Regions from separate parts of the Homo sapiens genome. Here region 2 is linked to region 1. The links are chromatin loops, found by intact Hi-C in ENCODE. Cell type or tissue: OCI-LY7. All regions are shown on one strand. Links, peaks and the distances in the headings refer to the core of each region. The heading gives the core; the rest is flanking DNA. Region 1 has its middle 91 kb from the start of LINC01871. Region 2 holds the start of LINC01814 (long intergenic non-protein coding RNA 1814).

Region 1 (16,065 bases), core at 5,413-10,412:
AATGTCCATGTATTGTGGGAAGGACCCAGGGGGAGGTAATTGAATCATGGGGGCCAGTCTTTCCCATGCTATTCTCATGATAGTGAATTAAGTCTCAAAAGACCTCATAGGTTTATCAGAGGTTTCTGTTTTGCTTCTTCTTCATTTTCTCTTGCCCCCCACCACACAGGAAGTGCCCTTCACATCCCACCATGATTCTGAGGCCTCGCCAGCCATGAGGAATTGTAAGTTCAATTAAACCTCTTTTTCTTCTCCGTCTCAGGTATGTCTTTACCAGCAGAGTAAAAATGGACTAATACCGTAAATTGGTACCAGTACATTGGGGCGTTGCTGAGAAGATATCCAAAAATGTGGAAATGACTTTGGAACTAGGTAACTGGCAGAGGCTGGAACAGTTTGGAGGACTTAGAAGAAGACAGAAAAATGTGGGAAAGTTTGCAACTTCCTACAGACTTGTTGAATGGCTTTGCCCAAAATGCAGATGATGATATGGACAATAAGATCCAGGCTGAGGTGGTCTCAGATGGAGATGAGAAACTTGTTGGGAACTGGAGTAACGATGACTCTTGTTATGCTTTAGCAAAGAGACTGGTGACATTTTGCTCCTGTCCTGGAGATCTGTGGAACTTTGAACTTGAGAAAGATGATTTGGGATATCTGGCAGAAGAAATTTCTAAGCAGCAAGAGGTGACTTGGGTGCTGTTAAAGGCATTTGGTTTTATAAGGGAAGCACAGCATAAAAGTTTGGAAATTTGCAGTATGACTATGAAATATAAAAAAGAAACTAGATTTCTGGGGAGAAGTTCGAGCTGGCTGAAGAAATCTGCATAAGTAGCAAGGAGCCTAATGTTAACCTCCAAGACCATGAGGTAAATATCTCCAGGCCATATCAGAGACCATCATGGCAGCCTCTCCCATCACAGGCCTGGAGGCCCAGGAGGAAAAAGTGGTTTCATGGGCCAGGCTTCTTGTGCTGTGTGCAGCCTAGAGACTTGGTGCCCTGTGTCGCAGCCACTCCAGCCATGGCTGAAAGGGGCCAATGTACAGCTTGGGCTGTGGCTTCAGAGAGTGGAAGCCCCAAGCCTTGGCATCTCCCACATGGCGTTGAGCCTGCCAGTACACAGAAGTCAAGAATTGAGGTTTGGGAATCTCCGCCTAGATTTCACAAGATGTATGGAAACGTCTGGATGCCCAGGCAAAAGTTTGCTGAAGGGGTGGGGCCCTCATGGAGAACCTCTGCTAGGGCAGTGTGGAAGGAAAATGTGGGGTCAGAGCCCCCACACAGAGTCCCTACTGGGCCACTGCCTAGTGGAGCTGTGAGAAGAGAGCCACCGTCCTCCAGACCCCAGAATGGTAGATCCACCGACAGCTTGCACCATGCACCTGGAAAAGCCACAGACACCCAACACCAGCCCGGGAAAGAAGCTGGGAGGGAGGCTGTACCCTGAAAAGCCACAAGGGCTGAGCTGCCCAAGACCATGGTAACCTACCTCCTGCATCAGCGTGACCTGGATGTGATACATGGAGCTAAAGTTGATCATTTTGGAGCTTTAAGATTTGACTGCCCTGCTTGATTACAGACTTGCATGGGCTCTGTAATCCCTTTGTTTTGGCCAATTTCTCCCATTTGGAATGGCTGTATTTACCCAATACTTGTACTCCATTTGTATCTAGGAAGTAATTAGCTTGCTTTCGATTTTAGATGCACATAGGCAGCATGTACTTGCCTTGTCTCAGATGAGACTTTGGACTGTGGACTTTTAGGTTAATGCTGAAATGAGTTAAGACTTTGGGGGACTTTTGGGAAGGCCTGATTGGTTTTGAATTGTGAGGACATGAGATTTGGGTGGACCAGGGCAGAATGATATGGTTTGGCTATGTCCCCACCCAAATCTCAACTTGAATTATATCTCTCACAATTCCCACATGTTGTGGGAGGGACCTACGGGAGGTAATTGAATCATGGGGATTATGATTCAATTAAGAGTGAATTAAGTTTCACAAGATCTGATGGATTTATCAGGGGTTTATACTTTTGCTTCTTCCAAATTTTCTCTTGCTGCTGCCATGTAAGAAGTGCCTTTTTCCTCCTGCCATGATTGTGAGTCTTTCCTAGCCATGTAGGGCCACAAGCTGAATTCACCCTCTTTTTCTTCCCAGTCTTGTGTATGGCTTTAACAGCAGCTTGAGAATGGACTAACACAGGCTCCATGCCTCCAAACAGCATCATGTGTTGGATATTCTTATGACCACGCTCAGGTCTAATGATTTTCTAGAAAGAGTCATAAATTCTGAAAAGCTGTCCTTCTCATGCTTACAATTCATTAGCGTGAAAGGATACCAATTAAAATAAGCCAATAGAAAAGGAGCATAAGTTGAAATCTAGGAGAGAACACACATGAGCTTCCAGTTGTCTTCTCACAGTGGAGTTGTATGGATGGCACTTAATTTTCCCAGAAATTATGTGTGACAACACTTGCAAAGTTGTCAACCAGGGAAGCTCCCTTGAGACTTGGTATGCAGGGTTTTTACTGGGGGTCATTCATGTAGGTAAGCAATGCCAATAACTAACCTTAGCTACTCACCCCCAGACTCTCTGGAAGCCAAATTGACACAGCATGACTGAAAGCCACCACTTACAAAGCATATACAAATAAGCATTCACCATAAACTCCACTGTTAGCAAAAACTATCTGGCATGGCCCCAATCATAGGTACACAAAGAAACTCTTATCAGTGAGTTTATTTCAAAGGCTCAAGGCAACTGCTGGAAGCTAGTCAAGGGCCAGTCTTGAAGACCTTTGGAATGTGGAAGGTTTGGGCAACCCAGGGCTGCCACGTTAACCCTTACTACACTTATTAGATATCTGGATCTTTAAAGTCTCTTTTCTAGTTACTAATTCTGGCATTCAAGGGAAGAATACAGACTGAAAAATCAACCTGAAATTGGGAGAAAGTATGTCTCTTTTAAATCAAGGTAATGATGTTACTTAGTGTTGATTTTGATGATGAAGATGGTATCAGGGCAAATTTAAGAGTGATATAATAATTAGAAACAAACAAACTAAAATAGTTACACAGTTTTTAGTACCATTTCTACCTTATCATTTCTGTGATTTGAGGAAAATTCTTCAGTTCTCAAATCTTTCCTTTTCTAATCTATAAAATAAATCCAACAAAGATGCTTTAAGAATTAAGTCAAATAATGTAAACAAAAACATTGCGTTTTTGGTAGGCTTGGTAGGCTACATTCTCCAAAAAGTGTTCAGATTAAGACGACAACATCATTGAAAGGAAGAGAAAATCATTGAGAGAGAGAACAAGTTAATAGCATTTAGTCTATCATAAAATTTCACATTCTGGTACATATAGAAAATGATTATCTGTTTACAGCACCCTGGAGTAAGGAGAGCCTACAGGTAGAATTGGACAAAGGATCTGGAGTTGTGGATGTACTAGGTCTCTGCCCTGCCATATCCTACCTGGCCTATTAGAAAGCTAAAGGGATCAATATCTTGTCATATATGTTACCAATCATTGACAATTGAGTGAGAAGCTCTGCATTAGACAGCTGAGAGATTTATCGGACCTAGATGTGATGTATAGGGTCAATTTGGGAAGGAGAGAGAGATTATATCATAGCATAAACAACTTGTTTGATTCAGCAACTTCTATTTATTCTGTTGTCCACAAGAAGCCAACTCTGTTCTGATGTCTTCTTCATAGTTTAGGGAGAGGAAAACAAGAGGGAAGCAGAACGGGAAAATTGAGGTACAGTATGGATATGAGTTGAAATGGACAGATAGATGGACAGCTCCATTTAAAAATTTTCATGAAAGATTAGGGGATCAGACAGTTTAGTTTCTTGATTTCCTTTTTTCCCCCTAAACATTGCTGCTGGCAATCTGTAGAAATCTAAGATGAGATAGTTAACTTCTGTTAGACAAAGTCAGTTTGTTTGTTGTTGTTTTTTAATTAATGAGTTGAGTCATATTAGTATTTATCAACTCTTGCTACATGTTAGAATCACTAACAGAGCTTAAAAAACAAAGCACAATAAAAACAAACAACAAAAACAAAAGATGAAATTAGGGCCCCATCTTTATCCCCAGAGATTCTGATTTAATTAATTAGAGATGAGCCGTGGGATGGGACTTTGGAAAGTTTGCCAAGCCATTCTAATATCTGGCTACTGAGCTAGTAAATCAGAGTCATTTTACTCTATTATCACTAAGAGAATTTGTAGCAATAATGACAAATGACACAAAAGAAACAATAAAAAGGAATGCAAATGCTAACCTTTGAGTGAGTGACAAAGTTATGAGGGCTTTTCAACATTCTGAGGACAATTTCAATATAATTTTGGAAGATAGTGAAAGGGAGAAAGTCTTCATGGAAAAGGAGGCATTGGAGCTTTGTAGTAGATGTGGGGATTCAGCAATATGTCTATGGAGAATATATCAGTATAAAGACTTGTTTCTCATACCTAGGGAGATCAACTATCTCAGTTCACCTGGGACTTCCCTGGTTTAATAACAGAAATTCTCACATTTCAGGAAACACCTCTTCCCTGGGTAAACTGATAGGATTTGTCATCCAATGCACACAATTTTACCTTTTCAAAACTGGATATAACTTTTGGCTAAACTGATGCAGGTGTAGGAGCAACAAGGAACACACTCACAACCAGCGGCTCTTTCATTGGCAGCTGTTTAGAGCTGTCTTAAAACTAACCAATGGATTTCTTAAACGTAATAAATACATAGATGAATAAATGCAGAGAGAAAGAAAGAACGAGAGCTCTCCATGTAGTTGGTATTTACAGTCTGAATTGATTACTGTCTCTAAGCTACAGATGAATTAATGTCAGTGACTGCACTAAAATTTTACCTGACTATTTAAGAAGCAATCACATATCTATGTATCTCTGAAGGTCCTGCCTGTGCCTCTGCTACACACTGAGGCTTTCTTGGTGAATAATCTTTTTATGCTTTCTTGAGTAGAGATTACAAAAGGTTTGGAAGACCACTAAATACTTAGCGGTATGACTGAGGCAAGCACAAAAAAGCAGGAGGTGGGGGAGGAAATCCTTCCTTTTCATTCTACAGAAGGAAATCAGAAATTACACTGACTTTAGTGCGTCCTGAATGTTGGGAGGCATCCCTGCAGCACCTCTGTGAGCCGTATTCTGTGCTGTGGGCTTCTTCTGCCTACCCTTTGGCAGTCCCCGTGGATATGTGCTCTTCATCTCCAGATAGTGTCCATTCGTCCAAAATAAAAAATATTTATATTCAGGCTGGGCGCGGTGGCTCACGCCTGTAATCCCATCACTTTGGGAGGCCGAGGCGGATGGATCTTGAGGTCAGGAGTTCAAGATCAACCTGGCCAACATGGTGAAGCCCCATCTTTACTAAAAATACAAAAATTAGCTGGGTGTAGTGGCAGGCGCCTGTAGTCCCTGCTACTCGGGAGGCTGAGGCAGAGAATGCTTGAACCTGGGAGGCAGAGGTTGCAGTGAGCCGAGATCGCACCACTGCACCCCAGCCTGGGTGGCAGAGTGAGACTCTGTCTCAAAAAAAGAAATTTATATTAAATAAAATTATTGATCCTGAATCAAGGATTTATCTACTGTATGCAGCTCAGGGATTTATCCACTGTAAAATCCAACAAAGCCTTTATCTTATTTTGTACTCTTTTTGACTGGTGACAATATGTAGCTGTATTTTTGAATAGACCACAAGTAATCAGAACTTCATGGGTACTTTGAATAGTGTCAGTGCAGAAGCAGCCACTTTTGTGGAGACTGTAAGCAAGTGTGTTATGCAGCTTTTGCTGGGTTTGTTGGGTTAAACAACAAGGACTTCCATCAGTGATGTACACATACACAAAAAGTTGTATTTTATGCTCTGGTTGTCTAATGGCCACTGTGGTTTGCCTGTAGTTCCACTCTGCCTGTCTTTTCACTGGGGGACCCAGGCTCAAGGAGAAGCCTCATAGGAGGCACAGCCTTCTCTTGGCAGAGACAAAGTACGAGAGAACTGGCAGGCACGCAAAAAGGATTTACGCTACTCCTTTGGTGAGAACCATGCGCCTTGGCTCACTTTCCATTTGCCACAGGAGGTCATATGGCCACGTGCCCCATGAGTAGGGCAGGGACACCTCTACCCCCACACAGGAGGTGCTGCAAGTCACACAGTAAGGAGCTAGGACCCAAACATCATCTCACAGGAAGAACAAGAGAATAATCAGAAACAATAGTGCAATCCATCACAGAAAGCTCTTTCACCTGCCTCAGCCTATGCCTCTTGCTGTGAAGTGTGGATTATAAACCCCACTTGGTATGGTGGTTGTGAGAATTAAGTTATATCTGCATGGATGGCATCTAGGAATGATGGCTGGCTCCTAGAATATTGTGCAAAATACACATGCCCTTTCTCTTTCAGGAGATTTTCTGACACATTTAGGGGCTCATAAGTTTTCATGAATGTTGGGAAACACCTAGGTAAGAGGACCACTCAGCATTGATGAGTGAAATACTGATTACCTGAAAGAGATAACAGTGAATGTGCGGTGCAGAGCGAGAGTGGCTGGGGTCGGAGGCTTCATAGCTCCAGGGTTTTCGGTAGACCAAATTGACAGTATCCTAGGAATTCAACTAGAGTGGCTCCCTGAAAGCTACTAAAGACATTGCTCAGAAGGATTAGAGGATCTGTTGAGTTCTACCTTCTAAATTGGACACATTACTGAAGCTGGCCAAGCCTCAGTTTCTTCGCATGTAAAAAGGGAATAATTATGCCCACTGTGAAGGGTGATAAGGAAGATCACAGATCATGTAAGTATACCACCAACATATTATGGTACTCAACAAAATAATTACTGTTAAAAATAAGACTCAGGTCTGGAAGCAATTTAGCACTTTATTCTCAATGCGTCCTGGGTGTGAGACAAAGAAACTCTGGCTAGAACTGTATTGGCAAAACTTTTGAACCGATTTCCAAATGGTTCTTAGAAATCCTGCTCAGTGTACTTAGCTAACTAAAAGATTCCAGAAGCCATGTCTTTTAATCCATTCATTTTGCAGAATAAGAAAATTGAGACTCGGACGACAGAAGTTGTTTTCCACATTTTATGTGGCTAAATGGTAAAAAGAATTGGAAAAACTAGAACACAGATATCCTTAGCTGGTGCTGTGTCCACCCTGTGACTGTTCTCCATCAACCTGGTCTATGTTCCCCATCAACCTTATCTAAAGAGGCTTGCAACGTAAGAAGGGGAAGAGAACTCTGTGAGATGACTTGAAGATGTTTAAAGCAGTCTTAACTCAGCAAAACATTTGGGAAAAATATTTTTTTATTTTGGGCGAATGGACACTATCTGGAGATGAAGAGCACACACCCACGGGGACTGCTGAAAATACCAGGGAAGGCAGAAGAAGCCCACAGCACAGAATATGGCTCACAAAGGGTGCTGCACGGATGCCTCCCAACATTTAGGACACACTAAAGTCAGTGTAATTTCTGATTTTCTTCTGTAGAACGAAAAAGAGGGATTCTTCCCCCCCTTTTTTTTGCTTGCCTCAGTCATACCACTAATTATTTAGTGGTCTTTCAAACCTTTTGTAATCTCTACTCGAGAAAGCCCTGAAAGATATTAATTCTTAGCCATGTGCCTCATAAATGAAGGCCATTCTGCTATACTTAATGACAAGGCTGAGGCAGCAAGATGTCATTTGCTTTTTTCTCGGTTTTTAAATTGCTTTCTAAATGAACTACAGCTGTGAGGGCCAGGTGCTGTGATCCCTTTAGAAAGATCAGGAAATGATGAAATCCAAAATTTCAAAGTGTGATGGATGTCAGCTCCCGATTTGGTGTGTGTGAGGTCACCCCGTGCACCTGGTGCCATCTCCACAACAGAATTACTTTTCTGTGGAGAAAAAAAAAAAAAGGACAGCGAGCGAGGGAGAGGGAGAGAGAGATGCACATGTCTAATGCGAGTGCAACAATAAGAGAAACAGTTTATAATTATCTCTTTGTTTGCTCCTCATCTAGATGGAAATGGTGAAATGTGCGGCCTCCCCACCCCCACCCCTTCCCCATTATAGGTGTCGTTGCTGTATTAAATGCAAGATTTTTGTGGATCACAGAGTTGGTGTGGTGGCAACTCAGAAGCCACTATGAAGCAAATGACATGTTATAGTGATGGGTGAGGGATTGAGAGAGATTGAGAGAGAGAGAGAGAAATATCATTAAGAGTCTTTTTTCACTTAATTAATTAAAACCAGCACTCTTCCTACCAAGAGCACTGTTTGCTCTGGGTAGCCTCGGCTGAATCTGAAACTCAGTGGGTGCTATCTTTGAAGGTGGACAGCTGGGGTCAGCCATCCCCCCGGGCCCCAAGGAGAGTAAAGACTGCTTCACACCCAACTCGAGCATTACTAGTTACTCATTCTTCTTGCCCAGCTTGAGACTCTAGGTGAAACCTGTTTATGAGACCTTGTTCTTGCAGTCATCCAACAGAGGAAATAAGGAATGATTGTGCTTATTATCTCTAAGCACTGACCCCCCCCAGGATGTGTATTTGTCAGAGCTGGATGGCTTCCAGGTCAACCCCATTTTCTCTGGGACATCTGCCCAGTCTGCCCCCAGGAGGAGTGGGGACTCCTTGAACTCCCGTAGCCCTTCTGCTCAGAATCGCTGCTGGGGCGTTGAACTTGACTGCCTCATGGGCAGATGGCACAGGCCAAAGCATGGGGCAGGGCTGGGGTTGGCTCTCGACCCTAATCTCACTATGTGCTCTTGGGAGAGTTGTTTAGCCCTCTTGAGTCTTAATTCCTCTCTTCTCTAAAATGGGGACAGAAATAGCACATGTTTTGGTGAGGACTCACTGAACACTGCATATGTAAAGCACCCAGTATAATGCTCTGCACAAAGTTAATGATATAGAAACATTAATCTCTGCAATATCAATGTCTCTTATTCTCTGCACTTAATGCTGTAAAGAGGAGCAGAAAGCACAAGATAGTTAAGACACAGGAGACAACATGCAACTTCTAGTTCCTGCATTTTCGGAATATCCAGCATTACTTTGCTACCGTAGCCTCTGTGGGCCTTAGTTTCCACATCTGTACAATGGAGTCAATATTCAACTTCATTTATCTTTACAAGGGCAGAATGAGATAATTGATGTCAAAGTTCTTTGACTTTTGTGAAGAGAGAAATGATGGGCTGAAGGAAGTTGACAGGAACTTGGTGTAATCCCCCAAATGAATGGTGACTATTCCCTTTCCTTTCACAGCATCTAGCTGATGTCTGGATCTATTTCCTCCATCAATACTCATGACCACCCCACATGTAATTATGAGAATTAGGCAGAGCTAAGTGTGCCCTGGGGAGGTGTGACAGTGGAGAGCATGAAGAAGAAGATACAGCTCTAATGGATGTCAAAGACTTAGGATAGAGCATGATCCCAGCCAAAAGGTAAAGCTCTCAAAACCTAAATAGAGGAACCAAATACTGATTCCTCATTTGAGTGGTTTCAGACAAAATAAAATAAAATGTTATCATAAAGCTGTAGCCTGAATGAGAGGAAATTGAGATGTATTTGAATAGCGGAAGGTCTAAATATCTCAACTGCTCCTTTGAGAAGTCTTTGTGTTCAATAGCCATAAATGTAGAATTATGTCCTGTGTCATATCCAGAGCTATCCCTGTGGCATTCCAGATTCCAGAGAAGAGGTCTGGAGATACGAGGCTCGCCTCCACCCCCCACAAGATGACATCATGTGGTTGATACTGATGATGTCATCAGGGAAATGGGCTACAATGGGCATTCCGAATTTGGGAAGAGGCTTGTGCTAAGGAGGTAGCTGTGCCTCACTACCACTCATCCCAGAGTTGTACCAAGATGCTTGGAAGAATCAGAAGCAATGATTCAACCAGTGGGAGGCAGAACCTGTCCCCTGAGCTCCAGCCCCATGTTTCCTCTGGACATTGTACCCTTCACCTCAGCATTCCCAAAACTGATGTCATTGTTTCTCCAAGAACATCCTCTCAAGATCTGTTAGACCATCTTCAGTTCCAGCCACTTTCTACTTCAATGAGCACCTCCCCTCTCTTTATCAGAACTCAAGCCCCGGTTCAGAACACAGTTTAAAAGGGTGATCTTCAAGTTCATTAATGTTTAAACATACTTATTCTCTTCCTTCTCTTCCATATACCAAATAGTCAGACCGAGACCACTGTCTCCATGGCAGAAAGCAGAGTTGCTCCAGTACCACATGGAGGCATGGCTGCCGAGTCACTGATTTGAGAAGTGCTGAGTTTGCCTCCTATGTGGCCACCCCCTTTTTCTTCTACACTGATTAAAGGTGACAAAGTGACCCTGGCTGAGGATGGAACTCATGATTTGATTTTTGAATCCTAGATGAAAAGACAGATAGAAATGGTCTTTAAAATTTGCTGGCACGTTTATGCTTCTTACCAGGTAGAGGCCTATATTTATCTCTCATGCAGACTGTTTTTTGTTCTGGGAAAATCACCCAAAGGACCTTTAGATATGCAAATGTAGATCAAAAACCCTCTTCTGGAATAGATTTAAACTGCTGTGAATAACAATTTGGAAGTTTCTCCTCATAAGGGACAAAGCTACATTTCTATGGGTTACCTTCTATTAAAAAACAAACAAATGAACAAACAAAAAAACCTTTTTTTCCAGATCCAGGTTAAGATGCACCTTTAAAAAACATCGCTAATTTTAGAAGAGGAGTGTGTGTGTGTGTTAATGTTCAAATACATGATCTTGGAAAATCAAGAGTAGTGGACCCCAAAGCTTGCTTAGAAGATGTGAATACCTGAAGAGGAGAGCTTAGCAAGGAGACTGGGCATGGGTGGGCACTGTTGACCCTAAGAGGCTGGGCATGGATGGGCACTGTTGACCCTAAGAGGCTGGGCATGGATGGGCACTGTTGAACCTAAGAGGCTGGGCATGGATGGGCACTGTTGACCCTAAGGCTGGGCATGGATGGGCATTGTTGAACCTAAGAGGCTGGGCATGGGTGGGCACTGTTGAACCTAAGAGGCTGGGCATGGATGGGGACTGTTGAACCTAAGAGGCTGGGCATGTATGGGCACTGTTGAACCTAAGAGGCTGGGCATGGATGGGCACTGTTGAACCTAGATTTGGAGACCAAGCCATAGTGCTCTTGCAATTTCTAAGTCTTTGGGGTGTTCTTTGGGGGTAAATAATTTCCCTAACCCCATCGTTCATGCAAGCGGTTTCAGGTTTACCTTGTGCTGCTTTTCTCAGTGTCTGCTCATATCAGTCATATTGGTCAAAACTCCCTTTAAAATTGAGATGCCCAGGAGTGAATATGCAGCCTAGCCAGTACAGAGGGGAACTCAACTATGGTTGCTTTATTTATTTATTTATTTATTTATTTATTTATTTTTACTTTTTTAGAAAGAGTCTTGTTCTGTCACCAGACTGGAATGCAGTGGCACGATCTCAGCTCACTACAACCTCCTCCTCCCAGGTTCAAGCGATCCACCTGCTTCAGCCTCTCAAGTAGCTGGGATTACAGGCTCCCACCACCATGCCCAGCTAATTTTTTGTATTTTTAGTAGAGACAAAGTTTCACCATGTTGGCCGGCATGGTCTCAATCTCTTGACCTTGTGATCGGCCTGCCTTGGCCTCCCAAAGTGCTGGGATTACAGGCGTGAGCCACCGAGCCTGGCTGGTAGTTTTATTTTTTAAGAAGCTATGCCTCTATCAGTGTAGCCTAAGAAGACATTCTCCTTCTTGGGTACCACATTGCAATGTTGACTCACACTCAACTGACTAAATTTATGACAGATTAAACTCTTAAATATAGTCTTCACATTTCAGAGTTTAAGTTGCTTTCTTAGAATCCAGTATAAGACCAAATTTCCCACCCATATTAAACTTAACTTTGTTAGATTACTTCCATCTGTTTTGATCTTTTTATGACCCATAGCAGGGCTTGAGGACACAGCTCTGTCATCAAACAATTTTATCTAGGTTGGCATTGATCTATCAATCAGCATCATTTGGGGCAGAACCCTTCATCCAGTGATAAATCCGTCTGGGTTTACCATCACCCAGATGTATCCCTGTATTTAGACCAAAATGTCACTAGAGGTCTTGCAAAGGTCCTTTTTGAAATTCAGATCTGTCTTCTTATTTTCTGGAATACCTGTTTAAAACTCTAACGCAATTAGAAATACAGTAATCCTTACATACATATGTGAAACTTAGTCTCTGGGTATAATGTCTACTCTATGAAGGCTCATATACACATGTGAGCTTACTTGGGATTTCCAGCAACTCCATGAAGAGAAGGAAGACATCCCCACCCTCCCCCATTTCTATTTTACATGTGAGAAAGTTGAGAATCACATTGATCAGTTTTGACCAGAATCAGAATCACAGACCCACACACAGTTCACCTCTGGTCCCTTTTTGGTGTATCTAATTGGGATTGGACCCTTTACCTACACTCCAGCCCAAGCTTTCACAAGCCATGGGCCAATCATCAACTTGGCCTGTTCTAAACAGTCCCACAAAAATACCCAGAATTGTAGTATTCCAATGCTGTCAGCCCCCGAGGGTTCACCTCACTCAGCCTCTACTACACTCCAGAAATCCCTACTACAACTCTTCAGGACAGGGTCAGTCCCCTCTGAATTTACACTGACTCTGGAAGGGGGCTCGTGTTTTCAGGAGGCTGTCCAATTCACAAGTCTGGCCTGTTGGCAGCACCTTCTTCCACAACAGACAGGGCAGTGGGCTCTTCTACCTTCTGTTGGGTTCTGATTCTTTCCCTGATAACTGCCCAGATTATGTCTTCTTGATTTTTAGGTATTTAAAAAATTGCTTTCACATCTCTTCTCCAGACAACACAGTCCCAAATTATCTAACCAAGCCACCAGTGGACCAGTTCTCAAGCCACCTCTCAGCTCTCCCCCTTCCTCTCAGTGAGCTCCAGCTTTTCAGCATCGTAAAATGTGACACCCATCATTAAACAGAAGGCTCCAGATGTGCTTTGACTGGCACAGAATTATTTTATCTTTTGTTCTGGTCCATGTTGCTCCCTAATGTTGTTTACTGCTTTTTCTGTAATCGTTATTTCATACTGGAGATACTTCTGATCTTGAAATCCCTAAAGCCAGGGACCTTTTTTTTTTTCCCTTCATGGAGCTAACAGCTCTGGTTTCCCCTGATCTGTATGCCTGTACTATTGATTGCTGGGTCTTCAATGCTGGCTTTCATATTTGTCCTTGTTAGATTTTATCCCTAGGTTTGCCTCATAATTCAATCTACTGAACTCTCTGAACTTCAGTACATTTGCTCTTTAATATTTATGTGTCTGATTAACATATCTTTTATATTTCAGCAAAATTCTGGATAAAAATACAGGAATGAGTCCTTGAGGCCATGTTTATCTTTCTTGTTATTCATTGTTTCCTTTCACTACTCTTACCTATCCCTATATCTTTTGATGCAGGACGTAAAAGAGATTTATACCAGTCAGGACTGTTTAAGACACCTTGGGGGATAGGGAAAAACTCTAAGAGCTTAGTTTCTAATTGATGAAACAACTCTAGCACAATTAAAGGCAACCGGTAGAGAAAAATTAGGTAAGACCTTGTTTTAAATAGGCTTCAAACATTTTAAAGACTTAGAGGAGAGGATCGAAAGAACCAGGCGGAGATTTTTTTAATTTTTTTTTTTTGAAGAATAGGTAGAATTTGAACTTAGATTTACATATAATTCAAATACAATGTATTATGTATTAGAAGAAAATTAAGTACTCACTGCCAACTGCTGCAGAGATGGGAATATGGCTCTAGTAAAATTAGTGTAAGTTTGATATGGTTTGGCTCTGTGTCCCCACCCAAATATCATCTTGTAGCTCCTGTAATTCCCATGTGTTGTGGGAGGAACCTGGTGGGAGATAATTGAAACATGGGGATGGGTCTTTCCTGTGCTGTTCTTGTGATGGTGAATAAACCTCATGATATCTGATGGCTTTCAAAACGAGAGTTTGCCTACACAAGCTCTCTCTTTGCCTGCCACCAACCACTTACGATGTGACTTGCTCCCCCTTGCCTTCCATCATGATTGCCTTCCCAAGCCATGTAGAACTATGAGTTTTGCATCATACCTCTTTCCTTTGTAAATTTCCTAGTCCCGGGTATGTCTTTATCAGCAGCATGAAAACGGACTAATACGAAGTTTAAAGAGATGGCTACAAGTCAATAACATATGGGAGAGTGCAGAATCAAGAGCCAGGCAGAGAGGGGACAGCATTTGAGTCTTAAGGATCTAACTTCATACACTTGTTCATTCATTCACTTAGCAAATATTTGTAGAGTTCCTGTTATATGGCAGGCATTGTTTTAGGATGCAGCAAGGCATGAAACAGACAAAATTGCTGCCTGACTGGAGTTTATAGAAATGTACCAGGAAAGAGAAAAAGGAAAATCTATATTTGGTAGGAGAGTGAAAGTACTAAGGAGGAATATGGAGCAGGGGAGGAAGACAGAAGATGTTAGAGTAGGAAGGAGTACTTGAATTTCATTTTAGATACGGTGCCCACGGGAGGCCTTGCTAGGAAGCTGAAGAAGTGGGTGGGGTGTGAGTCATCATATTCCACAGGAAGTACGATTCAGGCAGAGGGAATAGTGAATGTCAAAGCTTTAAGAAGGTAGAATGCCTGTAGTATCTGAGGAATAGCAGGAAGGCCAATGTGGTTGGAATGCATACAGCAGAAACACAGATGGGGGAAAGTGACAGTATTGGAGAGGTAGCAGGTTGGTGGGTGTAGATCAGATTAGCCTTATGGGTCATTTTAACAACTTTGACTTTCATTCTACATAAGAAGAGGAGGCATTTCAGGATTTTGAAGCAACAAATAGAATGATATAACATTTTAATGAAATTAATCTGGTCATTAGGCAAGAAAGGGCAGAAGCAGGAAGATCACTTTGGGTAGGAGGTAGTGGGTTTATTGGCTAGTTATTGCTGCATAACAAACCACCCAAAAACTCACTGGCATAAAACAATAAGCATTCACTATTACTGGACAAGTCAATATGCATTCACTATTACTGTACAAATCAATGGCATAGTTCTTGCTCAGTTGTGCTCACACAGGGGTCTACTGTTAGCTGTAGGTCTGGTGAGCACCTCTGCTAATCTTGGGAGTGGTTCTCACATGTTTGCTGGTTTATTAGGCATAGGCTGGTCTAGAATGGTCTCCACTGGGATAACTGGGTTCTCCTCCAGCAGGCTAAGCTGGGCTTATCCACATGCAATGGCAGGATTTCCAAAACGAAAAAAGTGGAGTAAAGCTTAGGCTCAGAATTGGCAATTATCTACATTTTAAACAAGGTGCAGTCATGGTTTGGGTCCGCATGTGTGTCGCGGGGTACAATTTACCTCTTAATTCGAACAAACGCAAAGAAACATTGCATAGTTGATGGTTACAGAGAGAGTTTAAGATTGTGGTCATTTTTGTAATCATTCTAACACAGGGGATATCCAAGTGAGAGATGAGAGTGGTTTCCATAAGAGTAGGATCAGTGGGATGATGAAAGTTATTGGATTCTAGGCATAATTGGAATATAATGGATTCAAATATGAGAATGAGTGTGATGGAGAGAGGACTCTAGGACAACGTTCAAGTTTGAGGCCTGCAGAACTAGAAAGACAGAGTTGCCATTTACTGAGATGAAGAAAGAAGAGAGGAGTAGTTGGGAAGGACAATTGGGAGTTCAGCTTTGTACACATCAAGTTTGAGAAGCTTATTACATGCCCAAGAGAAACTTCCAGTAGGAAGTCGACGATGTGAATGGAATTCAGTAGTCGGGGGATGGGGTGGGGTCTGCTGATAAGCTTGGGAGGCATTGCATATAGGGTTTAATGCTGCAGCGTTTGAGGAGATCCCCAAGGTAGTGATGTTGATAAAAATGTGAAGAGATACAAAAGTGAAATTCTGGGCTCTCCTACCGGAAATGAGAAGGAACGAGCACAGGAGACAGAATT
Region 2 (16,065 bases), core at 5,814-10,813, 950 kb before region 1:
TATCCGTGAGGTGGCCCAGTGTGTTAGTACAGGCAGGGGGCTCCCAGCAGCACCCAGCATGCACTAAGATGTTGTTGAATAAGTAGAAGCAGGGACCAGACTTAGAGATGAATGAGGCTGCAGAAGCTGGGGGGAGACTTACGCATTCTTCTGCCTCCCTCCTTGAGTCACCATTTGGGTGGCAAAATTGTTCTGGCTGAACTGTTTCCGAGGCTTTTGACCTTCTGAGGACCTGTGGGGCTTGATGGGGCTGTGGAGAAGCCAGCAGGGTCAGTGCGGGGCCTGAGCAGAGGAGGCCAGGTGGGTTTCTCCAGGGTTGGTGGCACAGGGGCCTGAGCAGAGGAGGCCAGGTGGGTTTCTCCAGGGTTGGTGGCACAGGGTTCCACCAGGCAGGCCTGGCTTCAAACTGGGCTCTGCCATTTACCAGGTTCCCACCTGCCCCACTGGATCCTGGTTTCCCAATCTGTAGAATGGGGATGACTTTATACCACAGCATAAAGCCTTCAACTCGTGTTCACCACTGAGACAGACACTGGGTATTTAGACTAGAGCTTGGGACCCATATACAAGGGCTGCTAGGGCGGAGCTCAGGACTGAAGCACTACTTACGTGAGAAGGCGAGAGGCCCTGGAGGGCTTCACCTGGTTGTGCCTGGTCCCTGAAGCATTCAGGTTTCGGGTAAAGCCCTGGGCACAGCTCTGCGGCCCTCACATTGGGGGGTCCCTGATATGGAGGGCTGGTAGCTCACGCTGCATGTCACTGCGAGCCAGCTAGGAGGCTGTTGGAAGATGGCCGGAGGGAGAGAATAAGTTGGAGACCGAGGGGACAGCCATGGTCTGAGGACCACTGCTGAAGGAGATCCAACTACTTTGCAGAGTGGAAGAAGGACCCAGCAGCCATTTTGTGCCGTCGGGACAGGAGGATGGGGTGGCCGTGCTGCCGCGGTGGCCACAGGTTACATCCTACCTGGCATCTTTCTAAGATGAAGAGCTGCAGTGGAGGAGGGGCCCCCACGTGGGTGAAAGTTCCTCTCCCCTGCAGGCCTGGGAGGAGGGAGGGGAGGAAGCTGGAGTGCTGCCCCCTTGGCTGTCTGGAGCTCATCTGCTCTGCCCCCGGTCGGGGAGGTGACCAGGGAGCCGAGGGGGCCTTGGGCTCAAACGCGAAGTCCCGTTTTGAACGGTGCCACTTGCACTCCAGATGTGAAACTCCAGATGTGCTCCAGACCTCACTTTTTCTTACTTTAAAGCAAATGTGTTTAGACTGGGACTGTGTTTGACCTCTCAAATTCCAGGTTTTAGGTTTGCTGCAAACCTGTCCTCAACGTGGGGCTGTTTTCAGATTTGAAGGTGAGCTATCTTGACCTGGTTCACACCTTGTCTTGGTTTGACATGAGCTGTTCTGGCTCCTGAGGCGTGACCTGACCCGGACCCCGTTCGCTGCCCTGTGAGGCCGGCACGGGCCACCTCTGGCAGCGCTCGTGCCTGGCCATCACCCTTTGATTTGGTCCCACCGGCCGCCCCATGGCTCTAGCTGTTCCCCCACCATGAATCACAGCAGCCCTCGCTTCGGATGGCTGCCGTGAGAAGAAAGTGAATCAACCCAGCCCCTTTGGCTTTGAATCCACTGCTCTGTCTCCTGGCTCCAGGCCCCTGTCCTGCCTCCTGGACTGGCTTGGGGACCTCTTTGGCTCCCTCAGATCTACCATGGCCTCCCCCAGGGGTCAAATGCGAGTTCCACTTTTGGAAGAGGCCGGTCCAGCCCAGCTGGACATCCTGAAGGGGAATGGAGCATCCCAGGCCAGGCAGCCTCTACAGCTGCCAGCCCTCTCATGGAGCCCAGAATCTTCTCCTGCTCTTCCAGCCAAGGGGGAGGCCCCCTGCTTGGGAGCTCCTGGGGGCTGTGGCTTGATAGCAGCAATCTCAGAGGTATCTGGTGTTACTTGGGTGTTGCTGTGGGAACCTCACCACTCATGGGTTACCCTTTACACTGGTGACCTTTTCTTTCGTGTCTGAGCAGGATGACATCTCAAATGTCAAGAACTTTAATTTTCACTTAGCAACGTCCCTGTGAGGTGATTTCCAGCCAACTTGGAAGCGGAAAGTTCAGGCATTTCTGAGTGGGTCGAATAATAACAATTTAAAAAGGATCCTCAAACAAAATGAAAAAGGCCCCAGAAAACCCAGACTCTCACCGATCCCCAAACCCCGTCATGCTTCTGTTTCCTCAGGAAGGTGACGCGGTTTCAAGCTCTTGTTGCATGTCAGGTGCACTGGCTATAGTGGGAGCTGGTGGCACTAGTGAGTGGGACGTTTCAGTTCTAAATGGATCAGGGAAGTTGCATCCTCCCCCATCTCCACCACTCGCTTGCCTACCGCAGCCTCTTTCCCCACCCCCCACCTGCAGGTGTAGCTGCTGCTGTTTCTCCCGAGGCGGCCACTGAGAGCCACAGTGTTCTCCCCTCAGGGTGCCCTTTGGCTTGTTGCTTGTGGCTACTCAGCCAGGTAAGACAGCGACATACCATCTTCTCAACATCTTCCCCAAGACCTGGACTAACTGTGGCATCAGACGTAATTGGGGTTTGAATCCTGGCTCTGCAACTTCCACATGGGTGGCTTAACTTGGCCAGGCGCAGTGGCTCACACCTGTAATCCCAGCATTTAGGCGGGTGGATCACGAGGTCAGGAGATCGAGACCATCCTGGCTAACACGGTGAAATCCCGTCTCTACTAAAACTACAAAAACAAAATTAGCCGGGCGTGGTGGAGGGGGGTGCCTGTAGTCCCAGCTACTCAGGAGGCTGAGGCAGGAGAATGGTGTGAACCCGGGAAGCGGAGCTTGCAGTGAGCTGAGATCGCGCCACTGCACTCCAGCCTGGGCGACAGAGTGAGACTCCGTCTCAAAAAAAAAAAAAAAAAAAGTGACTTAACTTTTCTGATTGTCAATTTTCTTGCCCATAAAATAAGGAAAAATACATTTTAACCCGTAGAGTTGTTTCAGAGATGAAACGAAGTGACATATGAGGTATATTTGATATGACAGTCAACACCAGTTAAGGGTTTATCCTGTGCTGGTCACTATTGTAAGCTCTTCTAAGCACTGTGTGAACTCATTCATTCTCCTCTAATGACCCTTAGAGGTAGGTAACATTATTATTATCTCCATTCTTAACATTTTCTAAAAACAGTTATAGTGAGAGAAATTAACGTACTATACAATTTACCCATTGAAAGTGTACAATCCATTGCTTCTTGGCATATTTTTAAAAATTGTGGAAAAATATATAAAGCTTATCATTTTTATAATTTATATTTTATAATTCATATCAGAACCTGGCGATGTGAATTATATTCATAGGGTTGTGCAGCCGTCACCACTATCAACTTCCAGACCATTTTTATCCCTCCCAAGTAGAAACACTGCACCATGTTATGCCCATTCTACAGATGAGAAAACCGAGGCACAGAAAGATGAGGAAACTTGTTCAAGGTTATGCAACCAGTGTCTGGCAGAGCCCGTGTGTGAGCTCAGGTCATTTGGCTCAGAGCTGGTGCTCTTCACCTGCAGGAGGAGCTGGGTATTCTGTAGCCTCTAACTGAGAACCCATTCCGTGCCATGCTCTTTCCTTCGGCCATTGTAACAAGGCTGCAAGACAGACAACGATTGCTGTTCCCATTTTGCAGCTTAGGAAACCGAAGCTCAGGGAAGTTAGACAACTTTCTCAGGGTCACAGCCATGGTGAGCGGCAGAGCCAGCTTTTGACCCCGGGGTCTCACTGACCCCAGAGTTCACAGCAGAGTCGCAGAGCTTTCCTGGTGTCCAGCTTAGAGAGCACACAGTAGGTGCGCGGAGTGCGAGCTGAGCTGCCCTTCGAGATGCAGTTCCGAGGGAAGCCTAGGCCCGGGAGACCCCAGCGGGTCCTGCAGATAAAGGAAAGTTCTCCAGTCAGCCCCGGAGGAACGCTGATCCCGCTGATCCCGAGGCAGGGCCCGAGGTTCCTGTTCGGGGCCTCCCTGCTGTGAAGGAGTCCTGGACCCCCGAGAGGTCCATGGAATTCTGCAGGGGAAGGCCTGATATGGAGGCCTGTGGAAGTCACCGAGGAGCCCCTCTCATACCACCTCACACTTATTTCTTCAGGACTTCAAAGTGCCTCGCCGGGAGGAAACCATGGGGGTCTGCCTGAAGCTGTTAAAGTAGCCGGCAGGATTCGATGTGTGCCCTGATTGCCAGGGTAGGGGCGGGGGGTGTAAAAGAGAGAAAGATTATACACAGGCCTAGGAATGATGAAAGGTCTTAAGCAATGAGGGGGACTTGAAAAGAGGCGACCAACAGGTCGGCTGGTATGCCTGGAGACGGGAGGCGGTGCGTGTGGAGAGTAGCAAGCTGTGCGGAATGAGGCTGGGAAGGTGAGCCTGGAGGCCCTCCCTGAGGCTGGATTGTGGGAGGAGCGGTGGGCAGGACCTTGAACATGACCCTGCGAGGCGGGCCGGGAGGGGGCGTGGCATGCTGCGGCAGTGGGCGGGCTTTGGCTGGGGCTGGGCATAGTCACGGCAGTGGGCGAGGTGTCGCCTGGCCCCGCCCCGTGGGTCCCACCCCCGGGGTGCACCCCCCTCCCTGGAGCTCTGGCTGCGTGCTGGCTCCCAGAAGAGGAACCTGCTGCAGGCGCCGGCGCGGGCGGCGAGGACGACCTGTTTTTCTGACCCAGCCCGGAAGCGCTGGTGCAGGTGGTCTCTGAATGAGGGTTCCTCTTTGCCTCTGATGTCTGGAAGGGGAATTCAGCAAGAGGGACTCCAGTCTGGAGCTCTGACCCCAACTTCCTCAATCCAGGCCCTCAAAGAGGGCGGCCTGTGTCACCGGGCGCCGGATTCCCCGGGGGGTGCCCGGGGTTGGGGCGGCACATTCCCACCTGGAGTGCCCTCATGCCTGGCTATGCCGGACCTGCAGGGTCACACCCTCTCTCTGGACCTTTCCCTCCCCTGCACCCCCGCCCACGCCCCAGGCCCTCTGCTGCTTAAGCCATGGCCCTGGGTCTGTATCCTGACCTGGGCTGGTCATTGTTCTGCATTGGGTAGTTTAATTACAACTTTCTCTGCGCTTATCTGGTCTATGAGCTCGTGATCGCAGGGACCCTAGCACAGGGTCTGGGACTTACTGAGAGATCAGTAAATGTTCATGGATGGTGGACATGGGTGTGTAGGATGCCGGTCTCCTCCCCTGAGAAGGGGCTTGGGCAGAGGAGTCCCTAGTTCGCCAGGAGCAGCCTCGCCCCACCTGACCAGGCCTGGGACAAACCAACAGGTTGCTGTCCTGGAAGGAAAGGGGTGCCTCCTTCCACCTGGGGAGGCTGAGCTGCTTCTCTCCTCTTAGGCCCTGTGCTGCAAGGCGCCCATACCTCCAGTCCGCACCTCAGGAGTCCTTCCCGTGTCCTCTGGGAGTTCCTGCCCATGCTGGCTGAGGCCCCAGGTCTGCCTGGGAGCAGTCCCACAGAGGGAAGGTGGTGGAGGAAGGGGCAGGGATGCTGGCTGAGGAAAGGCCCTCTTTCCTACGATGGCTGTACCCAGGAAGCCGGCCGCAGGTTCCCTAAGCCGAGGCAGCGCTGGCTGTAGTTTCTCTGGGCTCCTGGGCTGGTGCACCTGCCCCTGCCTTCAGAACGGGCCCCTGTGCATGGCTGGCATCTGTGATTGGGGGTAGTGCGTGTTTCTGAGTAATGTGAAAAGAGCAGCTTCTTTGACTTCACCATTCCTAGAAAATGGCCTCAACTTGCTGGAAGAGTGGGGACAGAGGGTCTCAGTTTCTCATGTGAAGCTTGCAGGCCATTGTCTTCAGCACCCAGCATGTTTTGGGGCCTTTGAGGGACTTGAGGGGCTTTTTGAGGAACTCTGGGCATGGGGTTTTAGCCGAGGCTGAAAGTGGAGTTCCCAGGCTGCTGTGCTGAGTCCCAGCTCCCTGCAGCCTCCTGGGTCTGGCCACGTCCACCCGCCCTCCTCCTTTCTCCTGCAGTTGTGCCTCTTTTCCCTGCTGCCTCCTCAGCCAAGCCCAGGGAAGGACTTAAAGGGCAGTGGAGGGGGAAAGAGGCTGGTGGCCTTGATGCCTCTAGGCAGCCGCCTGTTCTCTGGGCTCTGGGCCTGGGTGCCCAGGGAGGATGAGTGTCAGTGGATTTATTTTGCATCAGAAGGAACAGACTGCTCCAGATGCCTTTTCTGGAGTGTTAGGACTTGGGGCAAAAGAGATGGGCCCATCTCCTGAGTTTAGTGCCTGGAGTTTGCTTTAGTGCTAAAGCAAGAAGTAAAAATGGGATTTAAAGAAACCAAATGGAATCACAGTCATGGAGTGTCAGACCTGGACGATGCCTTGGTGACGAGGTGACTCCCTTCCCTTGGCAGAGCAGTGGAAGAAACTGAAGCTCTGAGAAATTCAGGGATGTGCTAGAGGTTCCAGAACTAGGCCTGGAACTTTCTTCGGGGTTCAGTGCTATGCCCGAAACAGTGGAAGGAGCCCGCAGTGTGGCACAGAGCCCCTTCAGAGCTCCAGCAATCTTGAGCTTAGCGTATGAGTAGACCCTGGAAGCCAGAGGACTGCCTGCCATCTCCCCAGAGTTCTCAGGACCAGTGCTGCTGAGGTGATGCACTTGAAGTGTGTGTCCACAGTGGTCAAAAGTTAGCGCTGGGGCCCTGTGCCCTGGCTCCCACATCTCCAGGTCTGGCCTCCATCGGCCCCTCCCTTTCCTTTGTGGCCTTGGCCTTGGCTTATCAGTGTCTCTGCCAGGATGTCCTCATCCTAGAGGGTGAGCTGATAAGGCAGTCTCATAGGATGCAGGGTTGGAAGGTGCCTCAGGGACACTTCAGCTGAGCCCTCTGTGAAAACACCAACCCCTGCAGGAGGTGGCAGGCGGAGGGGCCCAGGCTGCACTCAGGCTGTAGGAAGTTTGTTTCTGTGTTTGCCCTCCCCATGGGCTGCACCATCCTCAGTGCAGGGGCTTCAGCTTCCACACCTAGCACAGTGCCGGCCTTGCTGGACACTCAAGAAAGGTGAGTTCCCTCCTGCTGGCTGCCTCCGCCGCTGTCTCACCAGCCTGGGTGCTGGGTGGTGCCCGCACTCCTGGTGTGCTGCCTGCCTGCTTGCAGGAAGTCCTGATGCCAGTGCACCCTTTGCTTGAAGAGCTAGTGAGCTCCCTGTGGGAGGTGGGGCCTCCTAACAGTCTCTCCGCACATCCTGCCCTGCTCCTCCCAGCTTCCAGATCATGGAGGATGCCCCCAGCTGCTGACTTGTACGCAGTGGCACTGCAATTTCCAGAAGAAACCTCAGACCTGAAGAATCTATCTGCCCAGGCATCTGCCCCTCCCACCCTGCTGAGAGTCCCTGTCCTCTCTGGAGCTGGCCTCCTGGGGCCCTTTTCCTCACTGTCATGGCCCTTGGGAGACTTTCCTTCTCCCTTCCCTAGGAGGAAGCCCTCAAGCCCCATGTCGGTGACCCTGGGGCAGCTCAGTGTTTCCTGCCTCAGCAGCTCTGCCCACCTCCAGTCCGTCAGCAGATTCTCCCTTGCTGGTCTGGCCTTTCGCTCCAGCAGTGGCAGGCACAGCTGCCCACGTATCTACTCCTGTGTCACCTGCAATCTTGTCCCAGAAAGAAAGGCTGTAAGGATGTTCTCATCTGCTCCATTCTCATGCTTAAAGGGCAGGAAGGACCGTGGGACCTCCCCTCAGGGTCAGGGCCTGATTGGACACAGTCACCAAAGGGCTCCCCGAGGGAGCTTCGTGAAAAATGCCTGATTGTCACATGGTCACAGAACAACATAAGCCATAATGCTATCGTACCATATACCACTCATTTCATGTACTAATTTCCTATTTTGTCGTATGGAAAATATTTGACAATGCCTCTAGGGGAACATTCGAGTGTGCACTGGGGGTGGTGCTGGTGAGTGCCTGCTGGAGTGATCTGTGCGAAGCTGCATGCTCACCCTTTCCCCCACCTACCCCACTTCCCTGAATGTTGAGACTCATTTAAAGTCGCAATTTTTTTTAAGTCTCCTTTGCTGAGTAGCAGAGTTTCGCCTTCCAAGCGTGGATGATCGATTCAGAAGTTCAGTTGTTCATTCATTAAATAAGTCAAATTTATTGAGCACCTACTATGCACCAGGTGCAATGCAAGATAGGCTGTGGGGTACAACAGTAAATGAGACTGGCACAGCCCAGTCCTCATGCAATTGTGGGTCCGTTGGTTTGAGTCCTAATTCTGCCATTCGCTCTGTAACCCTGGGCAAGTCATTTAATCTTTCTGAACTTTAGTGCTTTTATCTATAAAGTGAAGATTGGAATTCTTGCCTCACTGAGTTTTCCTGGTACATAGTTGACACTCAATAAATGGCAGCTATTCTTTTTACTATTTTCCAGGCCTTGAGCTTCCTTTTTTCTTCTCGCTGTGGAAATTGCCTGGAAAGCTATGAACTGTTGGTTCTTGAATCAGTTGGCTGCCCCGGATGTCTGAATCCCTTGGAAGGAACCTGGAGGAGTTGGCTGATGGGCTCCAGGTGCATGCCAGGCTGTGGATCTGCCGAGCTTCCTAGTGACCTGGAGTCTGAGCTGCAACTATGTTCTGTTCTAATTTCTGTGTCTCTGTATTCTTTGTAATTGGGCCACGCTCTTAGACAGCTAGAGCAATTAATGACCTTGAGAAATGATCCCAGCGCTGAATGCAGAATCCTGCTCTTTTGAAGTCAGCCACTTTCTTTGTGGGTCTAAACGTGTTTGTGTTTTCCCCTCTTGGGCATGTGCCTCCTCCTTCAGCTTTGATGCTGCCTCTATAACAACAGGGTTTAGAATTATTAATTCCTCTGCACAGCAAGGTGCAGTGTTATTATACAAAAAGGGGAAAATATAATTGCTATCTTGAGTAATCATTTTCTGAAGGCTGAAAGTGTAACCTTTAATTAATATTTCATCTGCAGCCAGGGTGGGTAACTTGAACAGGGCCTAAAAATATTCCTGTCCCAGTGCATGGAGAAATCATGAACTGTGCGACATGGAGCCAGTGTGTGCTATTGAATTGTTGGCAATTATTTCTAAAATTAAAATGTTTAACCACATTAACCCATAATAAAATGGGGGGAGAGCTATAGAGGTGCAACTCTTTACTGAGTAGGATAAATGTGCAAATTCCTGGCATAATTTGTCTCAGCCACCTGCATTGGGAGAGCCATCTCACCTGCCTGAGAAATGAATTTGGGGCCCAGGGGCCTGGTGGGCCAGGAAGTCACTGATCAAAGCTTGGCTTCCAGGCGGTGGCTGTGTCCACCAGGCACTGTGCGGGCTGGAGTTGGACTTCTACAGGTCACTGGGTTTAAGGGTGGGATGGGAAGCACTGTCTTTGGTGTTTTCCAGAGCGGGGCACTTGAGATGTTCAAAGTGCTTCCTGAGAGACGGCCAAAGGGTGTTCCCTGGGTGGCCTGGGAGTCCAAGAGACATGTACTCTGGGGCAGGAAGAGGGCAGGTGAGTACCTGGCTCAGGGTCTGCTGGGAGATGGAAGGAGGGAGCCAGTCAAGGGCAGGAGGAAACGGAGTTGCGAGTCATCTGGTGACCGACAGTGATTCTGGGTGACTTCCATCCCGGCCTTAGGGATTCCTCTGGATAGGATCACAGGGCTGGCTCTGGCGAGGGTACAAAAGTCCTTAGTCATGCGCATGTACATCAGCACAGCTTTTCATGGTATACGCATCATCTCACTGACAGGTGCTACCGGATCACCCTAACAACCCTCTGGGACCTGTGGCCATGTGTTCACAACAGCAGCCATTACAGGTGTTTCCTGAACTCTTGTCGCGAGCCTCTGTCGGCTCCATCTCATCGATCCTCCCAGCAACCCACAAGGAAGGTGAGGTTTCTTTACAGATGAGGAAACTGGGGCGTTTGGCTAAAGTTGTTGATTTGCCAGAGTCCCACAGCAGTGGGTGAGTTGGGACAAGAACTCAGTGGCCTGCTGGGTAGTGAGGACTGTGCAGAATAGTCTGGGTTTGGGGACCCCTGTGGGGCACATGTGTGAGGCTCGCTGCATGTTGCATTCGCTGGCCCTTCTGGATCTCCCTTGGGGTCCCCAGGAGTCCTCACCCAAACCTAGGACCCATCCATGCAAAGGGACACATCTCTTTATCAACACCATTGAGATGATTGAAAATCCTCCTGCTCGTAGGACCCTGGAGTTGCTGTGTTTCTGTGTTGGGCTTGTTGAGTCTCTCTTGAAAATAATATTGGCTGATGGGTTTATTGCCATTTTATTGATCACCAAGGGAATGGTCTCAATGATTAACCATCTTGAGATTTCTAGACATGTTTGCCAGCCCTGGTGTCGTCAGGAATGCCCTCAGCAGGGAGAAAGGCTGCTGGATGTGTAAATGGCCACCCCTCCTCCCCCGCTACCTGCTCCTCAAGGTGTAGGAGGCTGGAGAGGAGCAATTAATTTGATTTTTCTTTTTCTCTTTGGAGAGAAGAGTGTTCTGTGCCATGTACCAGGAAGCAGGGAAGAACAGGTGTGCTGACGACAGCTCATCTGCAATTCCCATGCTTTAGTTCACTCGATCTCACAGCAGCCCTGCCGGCTGGTGTTCCTATCCTTCCCATTTTATACAAGGGGAAACTGAATCCTTCAAGATGGGGCACCAGCCAGGGCACTCCCGTCAGTACAGAGAGCCAGGATTGGAAGCCTGCGGGGAGCCGACCTCCAGGACAGGCAGTGGCTCTCGGTCCCTCCGACCAACACTGGGACCTTGCTCTCCTCACTGTGTTGATGTGGGCTGCTTCTACCAGCTCCACTCCAGCTCATAAAACCACTTCTAAGAGGTTTAACAAGAGTGACTTCATTTTATTTTTCTCCCTTACTCATTCCTTTTTTAAAATTATAAAGCAATACTTGCTTACAAAAAGTTTAAGGAGTTTTCTTCCCTAATCATCTCTCAGAAGTAACCACGGTTAATAACTTGGTGTATAGTGTTCTTCCATGCAAATAGGAATCTTTAAAGATATATAGAGATATCTATACACATGTGACTTTTTATTGATACAAAATGAGCACATATAAGCATATATGTCACAGCAACTTTTGTAAAGGTCAAAGACTGGAAATACCAAACACGTCCCTCAAAAGGGATTCAGTGGAATAGATTATGATGCAGACATTTAATAGAATTATTGTTTGGTCATTAAAAAAAAGAGGCAGCTCTCTGTACAGATATGAGAACTCCTTACAACACATTGTTAAATAAAACATTGTATGCACATCATCAACCCACTTAATTTTCCATCACAGCTTCACAGAGAGGCAGATGCCACACAGGCCACCCACCCAGATGCAGAGCCAGATTCCCTGCGTGGACTGGACGGGAGTTTCCCAGCTGGAGTTCTCTCGGCCAAGCTGCCTGTGACATGGGGTTGGAGGTGCTCCAGAGAGTCATGGCCACCCCTGGAGGAAGTGACTTGTGGCTGACTGCTCAAGGGGAAGTCCTGTGGCAGTGGAGTCGTCAGCATTAATTCAAATAAGGTAAGTACTTTGGCAGGGATGGGGGAGGGGCTGAAAGGTCGGGAGTAACTGCGATGACCCCAAACTTGAACTGAAACCTCTGGAAGGGCATTGTATTCGAACTGTTTAAATGACTGCACGGAATCATCTCGTTTTTACATCAGCAGAAGCCTAGGTTCAGAGAGGTGAAGTGACTTGTCTGAGGTCACACAGCACGGTAGTGATTGGGCTAGGTCTGAGGGCCTCTCTGGGGGTGCATCTGAAGTCTCTGTGCCTCAGGGAAGCAGGAGGAGTGGAGATTGGGGCTGTGGCCAGGCTCTTCCCAGCCTTTCTAGGCGTCTCTCTCCTCTTCAGTGTCATCTCAACTTTCCTTTCCCTCCGTTTCTTCCTCCTCTGCCTACAACACTCTTAGTTTGTTCTAAATGCCCCCTTGTCAGAGTTGAGGAACTTGGGGTGACTTGCTGAAGACCCTGGGTGAGGATCCTGGCTTGATGCATTCTTCTTGGAACCCTTGGCTGTTCCTGGGGTGTAAGTGTGTGTGTATGGTGTGAGTGTGTTGTGTGTGTGCTTTGTGTGTGTGGTTTGGTGCCTGTGGTACGTGAATGTGTGTGCATGCACATGTGTGGTGTGATGTATGGAGTGTGTGCACAATGAGTGTGTATGGTGTATGTGCAGGCATGTGTAGAGTGTGCATGTGTGTGTAGTGTGAATGTGTGGTATGTGTATCTGCACGTGTGCAGGGTGTAGCTGGTGTGTGCTCACTTGTTTGTGATGTGCGTATATGTGCACATGTGTTCATGCATGTGTGTACTTGTGTGGGGTATGCCTGTGTGTGCCCGTGCATGCACGTGTGTTTATGTGTGTGTATACGTGTGTGCAAGAGGAAACAGATGGTGACTTCGCTACAGCATTGTTTAGCTGACCCCAGTGCAGGAGCTGCCCTCACCATCTGTGTCCCCCTTTTCGGCAGCCCCAGCCGGAGTTCTGCCTCATGCCACACGTGGGTCCATTCCCGCGGAGTCTGGACTCTGGGTTAAGAGAGGTAAGCGCTCAGAAATAGTAAACCACTGTTTTCTTGCCGGCTGTTTGCCCTTATTAATTCAGGTAGCAATTACCCATTCTGAATATTTGGCAACTAATTAGTTTTCCCGTGGAGATGGCAGAATGAGGAATGCTCTGCTCTGACCTGATCCACTTTCTCAGTTCCCGGGGGCGGGGGTGGGGGGGCTAGGGGAGGGAGGGCACCGAGCGTGGGAGTGAGAGCTGCAGAGAAGTCTCCTCAAAGCCCGGGATGCCCTTTAGCTGCCGGGGTCTTGGCTAAAAATCTTTAGGAGGATAAAAATAACCCACCCGATGTTGGTTTTGTTGGGGCTTTCATGTCACGGGCCCATTTCCTCTGTGGGTGCAGCTCCTGGCAGTGCGCCGGATAACGGAGGAGGTGCTGTCAGCGCAGGCTGAGGGCTGCTCTCCAAGCAAAGAGCCTCCTCTTTTGGGAACCGAGTCCCTCATTTGGACTCGGGATCCATAGGAGACTGGAACCTGGACTGCAGGGACCCGACGCTCAGGGTGAGGGCACCCCTCAGACCCCAAGAGAATGGGGCCTGTGGAACACGTAATTCGGGGACAGGTTGGAAGAGGCACTCAGATGACCGTCTGGCCGAGCTTAGCTGGGAGTTGAATCAGAGATCGTTTCTTAACAACCACTAAGCCCCTTGGCCAACATCTGGCCTATATTTGCCTTTTTAGCTCCTGAGCTTTCTGCTACTGGGAAGAGTTGTCAGTGACATGATCTGGTTCCCGGAGGCACCTCTGAGAAAGGGTTCTAACTGATAGGAGGGTGCATGGACCAAGGCCAGCTCAATCCAGCAGCCTCCTGCATTGGAACAGCCCTCGGGCAGGAATCTATTTTGGGGAAGTGGTAGATGGATGAGCCAACCCATTGCACTGCTTGCTATACCTTTTCTGGTGGTGGGGAGGGGGCTCAGACTACCGTGGGGAGTGAATGCAGTTCAGGGCACCACAGACCAGCCCGCTGGCGGGGGAGGCTGCCTCCAAACGCCTCCCCGCACACTATGTCTGCAGGGATGCAGAAGCCTGTGAGTCACAGGCCTTCTTTCTGCCCAGCACAGTCATGCATTTGTGTCTGTGAAAGGTGCTCTTTGCCCGATGGGGGCTAGGAGGCCTCCAGGCCGATGTCCCCACCCATAGCTGTGTTTTAGAGCCTTGTCTTAGCTGTGGGCAAGACTGGCTGCCCGCCTTCCTCCTTGGACACAGGTCCTCTCCAGAACCTGAGGTGGGCATCAGCATTCTCAGACTGGCACCGGCTGGCTGCATGCCCCCTCCTTCTTCTGTGTCCCTGACACTCAGCATGTACCTGTCCGTCTGCACGCAGCTGGGGCCGGCTCCAGTCAGCTGCACACAGTTTGCCCAGCTCACCTACTTATTGTAGTTCAAGGCCAGGGACCCTGCCTCCTGTGTGTCTGGGGTTTCCCCAGGGCCTAGCTTTCACTCTGGCGGCCCTAGCGGGTGGCCGATGCTGGGTCACGTATTCGGACTGGTTTCCCTAAACTGCGGCAGCTGCAGTTCCTGTACAGATAGGCTCAGCGAAAGTGCCGGAGCCTTGGGTTCAGACCTGGCAAGTCCCGGTTCTGCCGGTTGTGTGTGACCTTGGGCAAATTCTTTCAGCTCCAGGAACCTCGCTTTCCTGGCGATTGCTGTATTTTGGGGGTAGATGACACGCATATTTGTCATTAGAGAGAACCACATGCTCCGGTCCCCAGCGGCGTGCAGGGGCTTCAGGGAAGAGAGTGTGCGGAGGGTGACCTTTGCAGTTTGCAGCTGGACAAGTGGCTTTGGGCCTCCCTGTAATCCCTCACGTGTCTGTAGGGTGAGCAGGCGTCACTCCTTCCTCCCTGGAGCTGAGAGAGTTCTCCTGCTTTGGCCGGGAATGACCGGCTTAGAGCTGAGGTGGGGGTGACACCCAGGTGTTTTCCAGGTCACCCAAGGGACAGGGTTGAAACAAGCACCATCCCAGAATTCCCAGGCTGGGACGTGAAGTGGCTTTGCGGTGCAGACCGGCTGTCTCGCGACGTGGGCCACTGCTTGCTTCCTCCAGGCCACACCTGACCTCGGCCTAGGAGTGAGCTCAAAGCTGCACACACAATCCCTTCAGCTGGATTGGGAAATGCAAAAACACCAGGTGCAGGGCTGTCGGTTAGAGTTTCCATTTACATTACCTGGGGCTTTTCTGTCCGGCTCGCCCTTCCCCCACCACCTTGCACAGGCCTTCACTCCCACAAGCCCAGGGGGTGGCGGTTCTTCCCAGACAGTCCACCTGGGGAATGTGAGCACCAGGCAGGCCTGGCCTCCCGCTGCAGACAGGACACACAGCTTCTGCGGGGGACCTGGCTCTGGCTGGGGAATTTTGACCTGCAAAAGGCAGACAGCCATGTGACAACTGTGGAGGCCGGGATCCTCGGTCCAAACCCCTCATTACCTGGGTGGCCCTGGGCAAGTCAAACCACCTCCGATTTCTCCTCTGCACATGGGGATGTGAATACTTCCTTAGAGGCTAGTGGTGGGGATTAAATAAGCAAAGGATAAGAGAGGGGCCGGAACGGTGGTGCTTGATACGTGGTGGCTGATGTAATCATCACCCCAGCGTTCAGTGCAGGCTGTCTGCCTCTGGCTTCGCGGAGCTGGCACAAGTATCACCTCACTGAAATGGCATAACGCTCTCATAATGTAGACATTATTCTTCTTGTTCTTTCCATTTTACCAGTGAGGAAACTGAGGCACAAAGAAGTGAAATAACATGGCCAAGACGCAGCTAGTCAGCGGTAGAACCCGACGTTGGCATCTAGGCGTGCTGACTTCCAGCACTGTGCTGATGGACTCTGGGCGGGCTGAATTCCAGCACTGTGCTGGAGCTGTTCCTCTCACTCTGCTCCCTCAGTGGCCCCGGACGCCCCTGTGGGTCCCAGGCAGCTGGCATGACCCGCACGCAGAGCCTCGCTGTGGTTAGCATAGAGCCCTGGGGAGGCCAGCTCTAGACCCTGCTGCTCCATTTGCAGGTGGGCTGGGGCAGGAGAGGTTGTGGGGAGGGTGTGGGCTCCCAAGCCAGATGCACCTGGCTGTGCTTCCCAGCTGTGGCATTTACAACTGTGGATTTTGATTTTGTCACTAGTAAGGGTACAGTCAAGAGAAGCCACTAGGCTTAGGCTGTTAGCTTCCCTTCCTTGGACTTACCCAGGTTCCCCTTCTGTGAGCCTGGTTTCCTTCTATGCTTTCTTCATTCAACAAACCTTTCTGGGAAGCTTTTCCCTGTAAATCTCTGGACTAATGAGCAAGACTCAGTCCTCACTCGTCTGTTGAAGGGTGTGTGTGAGTGCATGTGTGTGCATGTATTTGTGTGCTTATGTGTTGCATGTGTGTGATATGTAATTCCAAAGACACAGGAGTAAAATAAGAGCCATCCACAAAGGCCAGAGGAGGGAAGCAGCAAGGCGCTTCCCAGCAGTCCTTGAGTGCAGACACTCAGGAAATGTTTGGAATGAATA

The links. A loop is a pair of places that touch in the nucleus more often than their neighbours do. Peaks named below come from ENCODE experiments on the same cell type or tissue, not always from the same donor. Only the 100,000 strongest peaks of a DNase experiment are listed, where the experiment ranks them.
Region 2: a loop joins it to region 1, with 2.9 times the contacts of the local background. A loop is called at or near these places in 1 of 110 quality-filtered maps.

Annotation. Positions count from the first base shown.
Region 1 is chr2:7,626,352-7,642,416 of GRCh38, reverse strand. No RefSeq gene overlaps it. Among named protein-coding and RNA genes, the nearest start is that of LINC01871, 91 kb to the left of the region's middle. RefSeq lists an enhancer at 7,478-8,155. In OCI-LY7, for the core only: no CTCF peak of the experiment used is centred there; DNase peaks (open chromatin) are centred at 7,816 and 8,416; H3K27ac peaks cover 1,868 bases.
Region 2 is chr2:8,572,373-8,588,437 of GRCh38, reverse strand. LINC01814 (long intergenic non-protein coding RNA 1814) reads left to right here and starts at 4,646. Exons shown (of 6, transcript NR_110257.1): 1 at 4,646-4,721; 2 at 8,391-8,527; 3 at 9,727-9,868; 4 at 11,297-11,527. RefSeq lists enhancers at 454-1,106, 3,350-4,028, 4,029-4,708, 13,446-13,495, 13,516-13,565 and 2 more and a silencer at 4,386-4,755. In OCI-LY7, for the core only: CTCF peaks have their summits at 7,773 and 7,974; DNase peaks (open chromatin) are centred at 7,047, 7,167, 7,707 and 9,757; H3K4me3 peaks cover 4,193 bases; H3K27ac peaks cover 5,000 bases.